Regions from separate parts of the Homo sapiens genome. Here region 1 is linked to region 2. A link is a contact called in ENCODE Hi-C or POLR2A ChIA-PET data. All regions are on one chromosome and are shown on one strand. The core of a region is the stretch at or near the end of the contact, and the rest is flanking DNA. Distances in the headings are between cores, read along the strand shown.

The links. Hi-C counts contacts between places; a loop is a spot of excess contacts on that map. ChIA-PET counts read pairs that join two places held with the same protein, here RNA polymerase II (POLR2A).
Region 1: a map of PC-3 shows a loop between it and region 2 (2.5-fold over the local background). The contact joins two enhancer-like sites. A Hi-C loop is called at or near these places in 5 of 168 maps with a recorded cell type or tissue (GM12878, PC-3, aorta and 2 more) and 1 of 37 single-sample maps with no recorded cell type. POLR2A ChIA-PET finds 5 or more read pairs at or near these places in 3 of 52 experiments (AG04450, Caco-2 and OCI-LY7).

Annotation. Positions count from the first base shown.
Region 1 is chr15:71,277,514-71,281,590 of GRCh38, reverse strand. The region is part of intron 6 of THSD4 (thrombospondin type 1 domain containing 4); the gene reads right to left. LOC124903521 (a long non-coding RNA gene) reads right to left here. Exons shown (of 2, transcript XR_007064701.1): 2 at 1-4,077. Among named protein-coding and RNA genes, the nearest start is that of THSD4-AS1, 90 kb to the right of the region's middle. Within about 2 kb of position 2,435, at least 20 of the 41 ENCODE cell types and tissues checked have a DNase peak (open chromatin) inside an H3K27ac peak, as active enhancers do; they include PC-3, where a contact is called at or near this core.
Region 2 is chr15:71,235,931-71,240,138 of GRCh38, reverse strand. The region is part of intron 4 of THSD4 (thrombospondin type 1 domain containing 4); the gene reads right to left. Among named protein-coding and RNA genes, the nearest start is that of THSD4-AS1, 49 kb to the right of the region's middle. Within about 2 kb of position 2,363, at least 8 of the 41 ENCODE cell types and tissues checked have a DNase peak (open chromatin) inside an H3K27ac peak, as active enhancers do; they include PC-3, where a contact is called at or near this core.

The sequences.
Region 1 (4,077 bases), core at 1,186-3,685, 41 kb before region 2:
TATTTAATAAAATGAAGAATCGTTTTGCAACCTGAATAGTCATTCAATAATTTATCTGTTTTGTAAATTTGGATATACAGCAGACTCTTGACATTCCTGAGGCATACATCTGAAACCTTCTTGAATTCCCAGATCCACAAATACAAGAATGTTTATAGAGGCTCCCAGCTTTCGCTTGAATCACATTTCTATGGAGAGCCATATGCGTTTTCCTGTGCATAGCCTCACACTACAAGTTAACCCTACTTTCAGATTTCACTAAATGTTGCTCTCACCTGATGGCTGTTTTTCACAGACACAACACAATGTTTTAATTAACAAGCATTGTTACAAATGCATGAATGCGCAGAACAATAAGGATAAATGACCCTTTTCCATAACATGTGTCTTGCAAAGTAGACTTCTCGGATTCATACCTCAGCCCAACTCTGTGCCACAGACCCACAGGGGAACCCACAAAGAATCACAAACCTGTGAGTTAAATCCATGAACACCTAAGGTCTGAACACATTTATTAAGTTTGCCTGGGCAGGGACATGGGGCGTATCTATAGAATCCACTTGCTAACCCACAAGTTACAGAAGCTGACTGAACCTTTTGGTGATGAGTCCAGAAAGTTCAATTGTAGAAACATTGCCCCCATGAATTACAAATGATTCACCTACAAATTCAAAATACCGATACTTTGTATGATGAGAGTTGAAGATCAAATTTGGGTGATTTCACAGCCTTCAGTAATGTAGTCCATTCACAGCGGGTATGCTGGGCACAAAAACCAGCAGATGGACCTTTTTGAAGGACTGTCCTGGAACTCGCAGTCCCTGGCTCGGTTTAGACACACCTCCAAAACACCACTAACCATGAAAGACAGAACAGGGCAAAGAGTGAGGGAGGGACTGGGTGAGTGAGAAAGGAAGACACACTGAAACCAGGAGAAACAATGAAAGAAACAGAAACACAGGAAAAATGAGAGAGAGAGGGAGGGAGGGAGGGAATGAGGAAAAGAAATAAAGAATGAACAAGGAATTTGGCTGCTGTGCAGGAACAGAAAAAGAAAGATGTTATCATTTCAAAATACATATTATAGCTTACACATTTCAGAACATATTTGAAAACATGACTGCCAAATTTTCAAATTATTTATTTTCACCCCTTTTGTTCCAAAGAGGTTTTGCAGGATTTTGCTGCCAGATTAATTTTCCTGAAGCTCAGCTCTGATCATACTACTCTCCTGCTTACAAACCCCAATAACTCCTCACTGCCCATAAAAGGCAGTCCAGTTTCTTTAGCCTCCTGTTTGAGGCCCTCTATAATCTGGCCCCAAACTTCCAGGCCAACCTCGTCCTACACTGTTCCCCTTTATAAGTTCTTTGCTCCAGAGGAAGGACACTCGCCGATGTTTCCTAACACCTGTATTTTCTGCCCAAGCACCTTTGCTTCTGTGGTTCCCTCTGCCTGGAACACCCTTCCCCTACATCTGCACACGCCCAGTCCCACTTGCTCCTGGAAGCTCTACCTGGAGGATAAGCATACAGCAGGCACCCAGTCACCAATAGTGGAATGTCCAACACTGATACACGTGCTTTACACATGGCATCTCGCCGGAACCTCACAACAAGAGGAAGTTATTTCTTAATTTTCTAGATATGCAACTGTGGTCCAAGGGAGCTAGGGCTTTTGCACTGAGGTTGTGTCCTTTGCCCATTGCTCTTCCTGCTACCCCAAGGCCACTGTTTGTACAGAACAAAAAGTGACTGCATGAATCAATGCCAACATGTTGTAGCAATCTTTGTGTTTTTTTTTTTTAAAGGGGAAAAAGTACACCTTTCCATTCTGTGTGAACTCGAATTCGCTTGTCCAGTCCTGAGTCACAGTTTCATTTGGGAGCCCCTGTGCAGCCCTTGCCAGTTTCCACGAGGCAGGATACTCCACTAGCTGATTCAGACAGGCAGAGGCTGCAGAGGCCCAAGAAGCCAGGGCGGTACGGATGCCCCAGGCACCCTCCACACTTCCCTCCTGGAGATGCCACAAGAACATATGCAGAAGGAGGCTGATAACCACCAAAGATGTCAATGGATCCAGTTCTACTCCTTCGCATCCTAAGAATGTGCCAAAGGATTTTTAAAGGTGCCATTTATCACCAAGGGTGGGAGAGCAGGTTGCTAACACTATTTATACAACCTCCAAAGCCGGCTTAAACAAACATGGCAACTGGGTGTAGGACCAGGCATCATGACTGATTGATGGGGGCCTTTTAAGCACGCAAAGCCGCCAATATCTACAGGCTCACTGGACACGGGCCAAAGCTATTACACTATGAGCTGTTACGTAACCTTAAGTACAAATGGAATTTGAGCTGTACACATCTGATATGCTTCCCCTTTCTAATTTTTGGCATCAAGAGGCTACGTGAATTGACTGGAATGTAAGAGTCCTCCCCTCCATTTTCTCCCTTTCCTGATGACAGGCAGGCCACGTGATCACAGCAGAACATCTCATAATAGTTACTGATGTACTCAAAGTTTCCTCAAACCAAACGTTCCACTGTCCTGTTGAAATCTGACCTATTTTTAATAGGCTGCTCCGTTTAAAATCAGCATAATTTGCTGGAGCATGACTTTAGATGAAAGCTGTTTCCTGGGATAAATCCAAACTTCAATCCCCTGGACAAAACTCAACTCAGCCCAATAAATTATGGCTCACTCGATAAAATTTTAAAGCAAAAATAAATTAATCCAATAACCATATGAAATCTATGGTCGCCCTGCCAGTTTCTTGCCCCTACTCATTTGTTGACTTCTGGGCTCACTAAACTCGTGACAAGGTTTGTCTGCCTAGCGTTTCTTACCCCTGCAATACTTGGCTTTCTCCACCCCTCTAACCTGCCATATTTCAGACTGGCACAATCGAACAAACTCCTTGCCCCATCAGAGACTAGTCAAGGTCCTCCTCCTTGCCTCCGCAGAGAAACAGCATCTGCAGTAAGATTTCAAAGAAAAAGATCAGCAGAGCACAATGTAGAACTTTGTTTCCCCAAACTTTTCTTATTAATTACTAAATAGCGTTCTTGAGTTGCAACTTCTGTTGAACAGCTCCAGAGCTACAAGTGAGTTATTAATCACCTACATTTTAAAAATCTGTATCGGGGCAGGTTGAGGCAGGTGGATTGCTTGAGCCTAGGAGTTCAAGACCAGCTGGGCAACATGGCAAAACCCTGTCTCTATAAAAAGTACAAAAATGTATAGTGCATGGCTGTATTCCCAGCTACTTGGGAGGCTGAGGTGTGAGGATCACTGACCCCAGGGAGATCAGGGCTACAATGAGCCATGATCATGCCACTGCACTCCAGCCTGGGTGACAGAGTGAGACCCTGTCTCAGCAAAACAAAACAAAAACAAGCAAACAAAAATTCTGTTGGCTTCTAGCAGTCTTTAGTTTGAAATTAAAATGTGGGACTTCTCCCTGTTTTATTTCTGAATCATTAAACATAATTAAGCAGACATTTGTCAACAAAGTTACACAGTGCTTTCCTCACAAGGCGGAGTGCTGGCGGGAGGCAGTAGTGGTGGTATTTTTATATTTGGAAATCCAAAAGAAAGAATAAAAAATATAGATTAAAAACTAAGCACTACCCAGTGAAGGGTGCTGCTGTACAGGAGGAATCTTACACAGTGGGTAGTGATGATAGCTTCTGCTTTGGCCAGAGGGAGCTACAGAATACTGTATGTGCCATCTTAGTCCCAGCACAGAAAGGGCTGGGAGGTATCTACCTTCAGTGGACCATCCAAAGATCACTGGACACCACCAGGAGAAAAGTGATTCCAATAGAGCAGTGACAGTCACAGAATAGGAAAGACAGAGAGAAGCAAAAACCCAGAAATGTCTCCCACGTTAAACAGAAATGGCTGTGAATGAGAGCATTCTATTCCAGGGTAATGTATGTCACACGTAGTAATCTTAAAGAAAAATATATCCCTACATATACTCAATTACCAAGTATTTGGGTTACTAAGTAAAAGGGCCTCAAACAGTTAACTGATGGTGAAGCCTAGATTTGCAGCTAAGAGGTGTGATAAT
Region 2 (4,208 bases), core at 1,114-3,613:
ATACAAGCACCAATGTATATTTTTGTATTCATATTGCCTTGTGGGAAGCTCTGCCTAAATTGGAGAACCATTCAAAACCCAATGACAGAGCAACAGCATTGGAAAGGTGACGAAATGAATGCAAATGACCAGTTAATTCTAAAAGACCAAAGAGCATGAGCTACCAAATTGGGTGTGTTTATGAGAGATCTGATTTCTAGGTATTTGACTCAGAACATTTGGACAAGTGGCAGATTCATTCTGGCTTGGCCAGGAGAACGTTTGTTTTCCTTACAGCTGGTCAGAGCTAATAATCCTGACGGGTCTGAATGGCCTCTTCTCCAACAGGACAGAGTCCATCTGGCCGCTTGCAGGGGGGCCTCCACGGAACTGGGGAGATTTATGCAGAGCTATGATAAGTACAGATGTGGCGAGGCGATCTGTGTGGCCAGTAAACTCCTTCAGGAGAATCATGTGGTAGGCGCCCAGGGGAGCTGTTGAGTAGTTCGGCTTAGTCTCCCCAGAACCCATCTCTGGGATTTTACTTTAGGTGCTCCACTTGTCAAAGCACTGGCTAATTTCTGAAAGTTATGTCTTGAGAAAGAAATGGAAAAGGCACAGTTTGCAGATCAGAGATGTGGGAGTCAGTGTAGGCTAGTGGTTCACGACATGGACCCTGAGGCCAGCTTTCTGGGGTTTGAATCCCAGCTCTGCTACTTGCTAGTTTGGAAACTTTGGGTAAGTTACCCAATCTTTGTATGCCTCAGTTTCTTCAAACAGGACCAGGATTAAGATGAGGCCAGTGAAGCAACTAGGATGCAATATTTAAGGAGATAACAGTCAGGGTCGTGGAAGTGCTGGTAGGAACCTGAGAGTAATGTCTTCTTAAATGTTGCACCCTAAGAACCTCCCTAGCTGCACTCCAAGCCCAGTTCTGGCCTTGTATTCATTTACAAATAAACACAATAATAGTACCTTTGTTATAGATAGTTACAAAGATTAAATGACTTAAGAGCAAATGACCTAATGCTTCACACAGAGTATGCATCATACAAGTATTTGCCTTTATGTAAGAAAAGCTCTAGTTTGGCTATTTAATAGCTCTACCAACTTTGGCAAATAATGCACCTTCAGTTTTCTTAGCTGTAAAATGAGAGCATGACCATTTCATGTTCACTAGGATGGCTATACTCAAAAAAGACAGATAATAGTGTGTTGGGAAAGATAAATTGGTAACCTCATACATTCCTAGTGGGTAGGTAAAATGGTGTAGTCACTTTGGAAAACTATCTCGGAGCTCCTCAAAAGACTAAATGTAGTGTTACCACAAGACCTAGCAATTGCAGTCCTAGGTATATGCCCAAGAGAAATGAAAACATACATTTGTATATAAACTTATACATGAATGTTCATAGCTACATTATTCATAATAGCCAAAAATGCAGAAACAACCCAAATGCCTATCAACTGATGTAGAGAGAAATAAAACATTGGTATACCCACAGAGTGGATTATTATTCAGCCATAAGTGCTGATATATACTGTAACATAGATAAACCTACAAAATATTCTAAGTGAAAGAAGTGAAAGAAGCCAGACACATATGATTCCATTTCTATAGAATGTCTAGAATAGGCAAATCCATAGAGACAGAGAGTGGTTTCCAGGGATTGGGGAGAGAGGGGAAAAGAGAGTGACTGCTAAAGGGATGGAGTGTCTTTTTAGGATGATGGAACTGTTCTGCAATTAGATAGTCGTGATAGTCACACAACCTTGTAAATATACCAAAAACTATTGAGTTACATAGTATTTTTAAATGGTGATTTTTACGGTATGTAAGTTATATCTCAATAAAGTTTTTTTTAAGAAAGCATGTTTACTTACAAGGATGTTGTAAAGTCAAATTGAACTTACTGATAGAAATGCATTTTTTAAATCTGAAAGCAATTTTTAATGATTTGTTTCAACAATATTTAACAAACCTTTATTGAGCAACTTCTATGAGTGCCTATTGAGCATCATGTGTGATTTTTTTTTCCACTTGTTCACATTTCCAGCCCTGACAACGTAAGTACATGGAACACCCCCACCCCGCCCCCACACCACCATAAAGTAGGGCTCTATGAGAAGAACATGACAGTGCACAGTAAGGGTTCTAAGTCCAGGTTCCAGGCCCAGTTCATCCAACGGGCGTCTGGGAAAATTGCTGTTGCTATAATAGTTGTTGAGATAATGGCTGCAAACAGCATGTTTTCCTTACAACAGGCTGGCTGCCATCCAGGGCTGGTTATGTGTGATCTTCCACAGCTCTACAAAGATAATGCTAAGCAGTCAGCATGACTCAAGCAAAGTCACTCCATCCAGTCTCCCTCCCTACACACTCACCCTGGAAATGTGTCATCTGCAATCATCACCTGGAACTGACAACTCCCGCCTTTCTGTTTCCTGCCAAGATCCCTCTCCCGAGCATCAACCCCATGTGCCTAGCTAACCTCCAGACTAGAGCCTGAAAAGTGCACATAAGTCACCCGGGGGTCTCACTAAAATCCAGCTTCTGCTTCAGCGGGTCTAGCACAGGCCTCTGCTTCATTTGTAACAAGCTCCCAGATGAAGCTGATGTGGTGGGTCCTGGGACTGCACTTTGATAGCTCCACGTGTCACTTCGAAGTCAACACACTCAAGTCCGGATTGACCATCTTTCCTCCACAAAACTGATGCCCCTCTAGCTCTTCCCATATTCTCTATCTCAGTAGTCCTTAAACTTGAACAAGCATCAGACTCACCTAGAAGACTTGTTACAAAAGACTGTGAAGCCCCACCTGCAAAAACTCCGATTCCATTGGTCTAGGGCACGGCCTGAGAATCTGCATTTTTAACAAGTTCTCAGATGATGATGATGCTCTTGGTCTGTGGGCCACAGTGAGAACCACTGTTCTGTCTTACTCCCAAGTACCACCATCCCCTGAAGACGGCTGGCTCTTCCACCCACCCCTTCTCTCTGCATTCCACCCAAACTCCTTGGCTTACCCACTCAACCTACACAGCCTGGCTCCTGCTGCATCTCTTGTCAGCCCTGGCCCTGCATGGACCACCCACACCACTTGTACCTCCTCAGTAGGCCAAGGGACTTTATTCTCCATGTTTTGACCTATGCTGTTTCCTCCTCCTCAGCTGCTTTCTCCAGCATCGTTTCCCAAAATAATGACCTAGTCACCCTTCAGGATTCAACGGAAGCATTTTGGTGTCAATGAAGTTTTTCCTGGTCCAAACCGCCCTCCAACCCTCTCCTTCAAAGAACTGATGCCCTTCTCTTTTGTCCTTCCACTGGGCCTCATGTAGCTGTCACAGCACAATCTTCTATTATGCTTATTGTTTGCACACCTGCCTTAGTTGACCAGGCTGCAGGCTCCTTCAGGGCAGGGACTATGCCTTATTTCTTATATCCCTATAGCCTACTACAATGACTAGCACATAATAGGTGCTCAGTTAATTGACCCTAGAAAAGCTGAAATAACAAACGAATGGCTCAAACCACTATTGCCAAAGGGAGAAAAATCTCCCCTCATCATTATTGTGCCTGTTTAATTTCTGTTATATGAATTATTATATCTTATTAAAAGACTGTTAAACTATTATGGCCCTGAGGACAAAGCCACCTCCTTCTATGTAGGAACAGAAGTCTCATCTATTGTGTGAGAGCATTTCTGGTATCAAACACCTAGAGAAGAGACAGGTCCTCAGAATGGAGAGGGACCCAGCAGGGGCTAAGACTCAGCCTTTATTTTCAAAAGGAGTGAAGAATTAAGAGCTCAAGAGCTGTCAGAGCTGGAAAGCCACCCAGGCAAAGCTGTCAGCAGCCTGCAGCTATAGGGGGGCTTCCTACCTCCTCTCAGTTTCCAGGACAGAGGGGAGTGGGCAGAGTGAGAGCCCCGCCCTCCGGAGCCAGGCTGTTTTGTGTTTCTTAGGCTCTCCGTGTTTATTTCCATCTTGTTTTCCCTTAGAGCTCAGGCAAGTTCCTTTGAGGGGCCCTGCCTCTCTCAGCTGTGCTAACATGAACCCCACACGGGCCACAGCATCCCACAGAGCAGCAGCCCCGGGGACTGCCCTCGAGGAACCAGAGGAGTGGAGCCCGAGAACCCCACAGTAAAGTGGAACTCCACGAAGGCAGATAGGCAATGAGGCTGACCACCCCTGCCCGCGTGGAAAGTCTCCTTGCACTGCTTAACCTT